2 separate regions of the Mus musculus genome follow, and region 1 is linked to region 2. The links are chromatin loops, found by intact Hi-C in ENCODE. Cell type or tissue: left cerebral cortex. All regions are shown on one strand. Each heading gives the region's core, and the rest is flanking DNA. Links, peaks and the distances in the headings are about the cores only. Region 1 has its middle 34 kb from the start of Kcnj2. Region 2 has its middle 220 kb from the start of Kcnj2.

Region 1 (2,929 bases), core at 179-2,678, 180 kb after region 2:
CTAATAGGATCTAAAGATATGTGTGGCTTGGGGAACCCCACCATAGACTGGAAAAGAGACAAACACTTCAATACGTGCAAATAGATGTTCTGACAAAAAGCAAAAGCTGTTTGTCCCTGTCACATTCCACCTCCTTTTCTCCAACTTATCTCTATCAACAGAAAAGTATTTGCAGTGGGGATTGACCCTTTATTCTCAAATGCTGTAAATCTTGGCTGTAAAGAATCATGTCTAGCTCTGCTACTGCTAATGAAAATTCACCCAGAATAACCAGAACTTCCTGGATCCCAAGACTCCAGAAGGTCATGGCCAAACGACTCAGAACCACATCACCTTCAAAGCAGCAATATCCCCTTCCTTCCAAAGGATCTTGAAAGTCTGTTTTCACAGAATTTGGTTTCCTTCGGGTCTTTCTGAAGTTATGAAGCACACAATGTGTCCCCACCACCACCACCACCATCACCACTACAAAAAAATAATTTAGTGTTTTTACAACATCTCCTTAAGACAGTGTCCAAAAATAGGAAGCAGCTCTACTTCAGTAAAGGACAAGGAGAAATATATATCTTTTCATGAGTTTGGCTTTCTTAAAGTGCAACTAAATGAAAGAATGTGGGGGAGGATTCCAGTATAAAGCAACGGTGGATAAAAAAGAACCACCTACGAAAGTGTTCCTTTAAAAAGCAACATGTTTCACTAGGAGGTTCACATAAACGTTACTACCTACCCCAGATGGCCTTCTCATCGTCTCATCTTCTTCATGGGAGATCCTTTAGACCCTAGCTTTTCTTGTTTGTTTCTTTTGGTTATTTTTAAATGCAAGTTACATGACTCTTAAACATCTTGTGCCATGCTAAATTCTTAATAGGGGTTGGATGGTGGGGGTGTATAACACGATTTGTCTATTTGCATGTATCGTATTTGGAACAAGGCAAGGTTCATCTCTAAGGAAGTCAACCACTAGGAAATGCATCAATCTTCCTGGGTGCTTATGCTAATATTATCAATAACATTAGAAGTGTTTATGCTACCGATATAGAAAGCATTTTATGTGCATGTGTGTATTAAATTCACGCAGTTTATAGATAAATATGCATGCAAATCTGTGAGCATATAGCAGTTGCTTTAAAATGCATGCATATGCAAATTGGCTGTAATATGTTTCTATTGGCAAGCTCCTTAGCATCCTTGGTTCCTTGGCATTGAGTATTAGAGTTACTCTCTCATCATGGCAGTACTCAAAGCTGCAAAGACATATCCCCAAAGCTTGATAAGTACTAGTCCTCTCTCATACAATGTGGTTAGAATTACATGCTGATGGGCTGATAAGCAAAATGCAGAGTCTCTTTTGCAGCCCTGTAGCCTGGATTGGTGGATGCTACAGTCTCTCTGCCCTTCTTTTCACCTTTGTGAACGTGCTCTCTAAGAATCCATTCCCCAAGTTTCCTAACTTAGATGGTTTGCTTTAGCCACGGCTTGAAATAGACCAGGATTCCGATGTCTTCACCCTTAACAACTGAATAGAAAACACACATGGGCAGTGAAAAAGAAAATAAAGACTTTCAGCTTTTGATTTTGATGTAACAACAAGTAAAAAGCAAAATAAAATAAAAATTACCCAAATATATACTATACCTTCAAATTATAAGTTAAAGATGGCCTTTACTTATACGATTCTGAGGATGAGGCTGATGATGCTGATGAAGACAATGATGATGGTGATGGTTATGATGATAATGATTGAGACACAGAGTTATATAAACCAGGCCAGCTTCAAGCTTACTGTCTATCTGAGAGTGACTTTCAAATTCTAACCCTCCTGCCTCCACCTCCTGATGACTGGGATTATAGCAATATGCCATTAGGCCAATTTATTTTTGGTTTGTGCATTCATTTAATTTTAATTTTATGCATGTGAATGTTTTACTCGTGTGTGTGTGTGTGTGTGTGTGTGTGTGTGTGTGTGTGTGAACGCCACATGTGTACAGTTCCCAGGAAGATTATTGGATTCCCTTTGAACTGGAGTTATTTAACTGTGAGCCTCCATGTGATACTGGGAACTGAACCTGAATCTTCTATAAAAGCAATAATAAATGTTCCTGACTACTGAGCTATCTCCAGCTCTTAGTCCAAGTTTTATACAGTCTTCTGTGTGACAAATCAGCATTCTATCAACTGAGTTTTATCCACAGGTTTTATTAAAGTTATTGTTTAACTTTTATTTTGGAGATTATATTTTATTATATATGCTATAAATGACACCACAATATAATTACATCACATTTGCTTTTACTTTTCCCCCTTGGAGCCCTCCCTATATCCCTTCTTGCTATCTTTCTAATTTTTTCATTGATTGTTGTTACGGACACATATGTGTATTTATACCCATATATATTCCTAAATACAACCTGATTCTTTTGTATAATATTACTTGTATGTACACTTTCAGGGCTGATCATTTGGTACTGGGACATGGATCTCTGTGCTTTTCCCTGGACAAGACTTTTTTTCCCCCATTCTCAGCATTGCATAGTTGCCTATGGTTCTTTGTAGAGGGTTGAGGTCCTGTCATCTTTCCCTATGAGCATATCTATTTTTGTTGTACTTATTCATTGCATGTTTGGGCAGCTATAAAGGCATACTTTCTTTGTCTGATGACAACAAGTTAACATTATTTAATCCTGCTCTTTTAAACATGATTTTTAAAAAGTGATTCTAAAATATTTTAGATAGACACAACGTAAATGTTAACTAACTAGGGTTTATTTAAAATGGGTTAGAGCTCTACAGTGCATCAGAAATTGTTTTAAAGCTTTATATACATTTTTCTCTATGTAATTTTTATATCAAGTCTACATAACTAATACTATCATCAACATTTTATATAAGAAAGTTGAATTACAAAAAGTAGAAAACTTTTTAACATATA
Region 2 (2,929 bases), core at 289-2,788:
AGAGAACCATGAGCACTTGGAGAGAGAAGGGGAAGAGAATGGGGAAGGGGCAAGGGGACAGAGAGGGAGCAGGAGGGCAAGAGCAAGAGAGAGGAGGGGGCAAACAGCCTCTTTTATAGTGAGTCAGGCATACCTGGCTATTGCCAGGTAACTGTGGGGCGGAGCTTAGACAAAATGCTAACACTTCTTATTGCTCTTTATCTCTGAAATTTAACTTTAATTCTCATCTGATCTCTTGTGTATTTATTTGTTTGTGTGTTTGTTTGTTTGTTTTTAAGATCCCTCTAGCTGGCCTATATTTTGTAACCCAGATATTTAGTTGAGCCTAGTTTTCAGTTTATAGTAATCCTTCTGCCTCAGTCTTGCATGTATAGGAATTACAGGCATGTGCCACCACATCTGTCTCCAATCAAACAAGTTTTTAATACCATGAATCTTGTAATATGTCTCAAGGACAGCAGATTTAGGAATACTGAGATATTTAAACACGTTTGTTAGTGTGATTTCTGGTTTCCCACTTAAGCTTTCTTCTAATAGAAGGCAACTCTGATACTAATTCACTTACTTGGTTGTTTAAAATGTGTACTAACCCGTATGAATTGTTGAAATTTTTTTTATTTTACTTTTACTTTATCATTTAAACAATATCCTCTAGCAAAATGAAGCCAGGGATGAGCTTGGGAGACCTTTATAGACATATTTTATCCTTGTTCCTCTCGGTAGCAAAGCAAAATGCAGAAGTAATGGAAATGAAGGGTAAGATTACATAAGGCACAGGGAAGCAATTTCAGTAGCAGAGTTCAGTTAAAATTGAAATTAATTTTTAAAGTTCTAGGCAAAAATAAATAAATAAATAAACTCAGCATAACAACTCAAAGTAGATAGGCTGAAATTACTGATTACTTTAAGAAGCAGGCATGGAGGATATTTTTTGGAGGAGGGGGGAATTCTTAGAGGGAGAAAACATGCTCACCCAGGTTCCCTGGAGGACACACTGGAAGCAGTGTCACCGAGGGGCTTATCTGGGGACCAAACAACAACAATGTCCGTAGTAAATCTCTGGCTTTATTTGGAACAGGTCAGAGACCCAGGGCTTGTAAGGAGTTGCAGTGAGTTTTCTGGTCGGAATTGAAGCCTCATATAAGGAATAGTCGCTGATGATGTCAAGAAAATAAAGAGCCAGTCAGTACCTTGCAGCTTTCTGCAGGAATAGAGTCATGTTGTCCTCCGTTCATCCTGGGGCTGTGGGTGGGATGCAGGATGGGGAGAAGGGGTGAGATGCAAGGTGGAGGCACAATTGAACAAAGCTGAATTTAGCTTGTATTTTAATTCATTTGTGTGGGTGCTCTTCTTCCAAGAAGACAGAATCCAAATGATCTTCTGGGGAAATTTTAACCATAACGAAAGCAAGGAAACTTCTAGAAATACCAGAAGAGCCAAGCACCTGGACTTTGGATTTTCAACGCAAGCAGCCTGTTTTCAAGTAAACAGTTAGGTCTAATGGTGCTCTTGGGCTGCCCTTTCCCCCTCCCCTGCAGGATCCCAAAGTTAGCAGCTCCTAATTAGAGCCTACTCCCTCTTGGGGTCTAATCTGAGACAGGTTTCTTTAGAGGGGAAAAAAAAAAAACACTTAAAGACTGACAAGCATTTGCTCTTACTTTTGTGCAAATAATAGAATGACACCTTGGGTTTTTTTTCCTAGGTATTTGTGACAGAAAAGCTCCCTCTGCAAATTCGAAATAGAGCAACAGAAGGCAAACAGCAAGTTTTAAAGGAAAGATCCTCACAGCTGAGGAGGCAGCTTAGTAGGCTAAGTGTGCTTCTTGCTGCATGTGCTTGAAGATCTGAGTCCTAATCCCCAGTACTCATGTAAATATTTGGTGTCCCTGTGGGACCTGCAATCCCAGTGCTGTGTGGGATGCAAAATAGGATTGCCAGTACAGCTATCTGGCTGCCCTCCTGCTTTCGGGCTCTGTGGGGGACCTGAAGGAACAAGATGAAGGCTGACCTAGAAGAATGCTAAAATCCTCCTCTGACCACCACACAGAAGGCCTGTGTGCATGCATCTGCATACACATGTGAACCATATCATGTGCCGAACTTGTGAAAAAAAAATTGGCATAGGACTGTGTCTTCTCCTGACTCAGCACTTCTGGAAGTCATAGATTCCAGGTGACAGAGTTGCAAGTTGGGGACAGCCAGTTCTGTGCTCCTGTTTGCAGAGAAAAGACCCAAGAGAGTCGTTGGACCCTGAGCAGCTTTACATAATTGGGAAATAAATGGTTGTGTGTCAAGCCACTGGTTTTTCTGTGGTTAGTCCATTATCACAGCATGACTAAATACTTCATGATTTATTCAGAGCATAACTGCCTAATTGTAAAAGTGTCTGACCCAAAAGTTCAACCTGTAAACAATTATGTGATAGTAGATATGAAAATTGAAGTACATTTTAATTTATCAGGAAACACCTTTTGGAACGACCATAATGTATGTATGCCTATATGTTTAGGTTTAGTAAAAGGATTCTTTCATGCCTTGCTGTTGAAACTTAGTGTAGGTAAACATTTTTGCATGTTTTTCCCTTCTATAGGGTTTAGTTCTACTTCAGTAAATCACAATATTAAACAAAAGGAACGAAGGAAATTTTATATAAGACAGATTTATTTAGAATAAATAATTGTTAGCACGAAAAGGTCTTAAGTATCAATTACAGAATATTTAAATAAACTAAAACAACTGTGTCCAGTGTTTTGTATTTATTATTAAAGTAGCATTTCCGAAAGCCGTGTATTATGTATTACATATATATTATTATTTGTCATTTCTAAGTAACGGTAACTGGATGGTTGTTTTCTGGGAATATGTTCATAACAAATCAAGTTAAAATGCCCTGAACAGGAAGGGAAAAAGAGATGGAGATATGGATAAT

Evidence for each region. Peaks named below come from ENCODE experiments on the same cell type or tissue, not always from the same donor. Only the 100,000 strongest peaks of a DNase experiment are listed, where the experiment ranks them.
Region 1: it touches region 2 in a loop (3-fold over the local background); 2 of 42 quality-filtered maps call a loop at or near these places.

What each region holds. Positions count from the first base shown.
Region 1 is chr11:111,098,584-111,101,512 of GRCm38, reverse strand. No RefSeq gene overlaps it. Among named protein-coding and RNA genes, the nearest start is that of Kcnj2, 34 kb to the right of the region's middle. In left cerebral cortex, for the core only: no CTCF peak of the experiment used is centred there; DNase peaks (open chromatin) are centred at 680 and 1,169; H3K27ac peaks cover 236 bases.
Region 2 is chr11:111,280,301-111,283,229 of GRCm38, reverse strand. No RefSeq gene overlaps it. Among named protein-coding and RNA genes, the nearest start is that of Kcnj2, 220 kb to the right of the region's middle. In left cerebral cortex, for the core only: no CTCF peak of the experiment used is centred there; DNase peaks (open chromatin) are centred at 1,292 and 1,744; H3K27ac peaks cover 1,205 bases.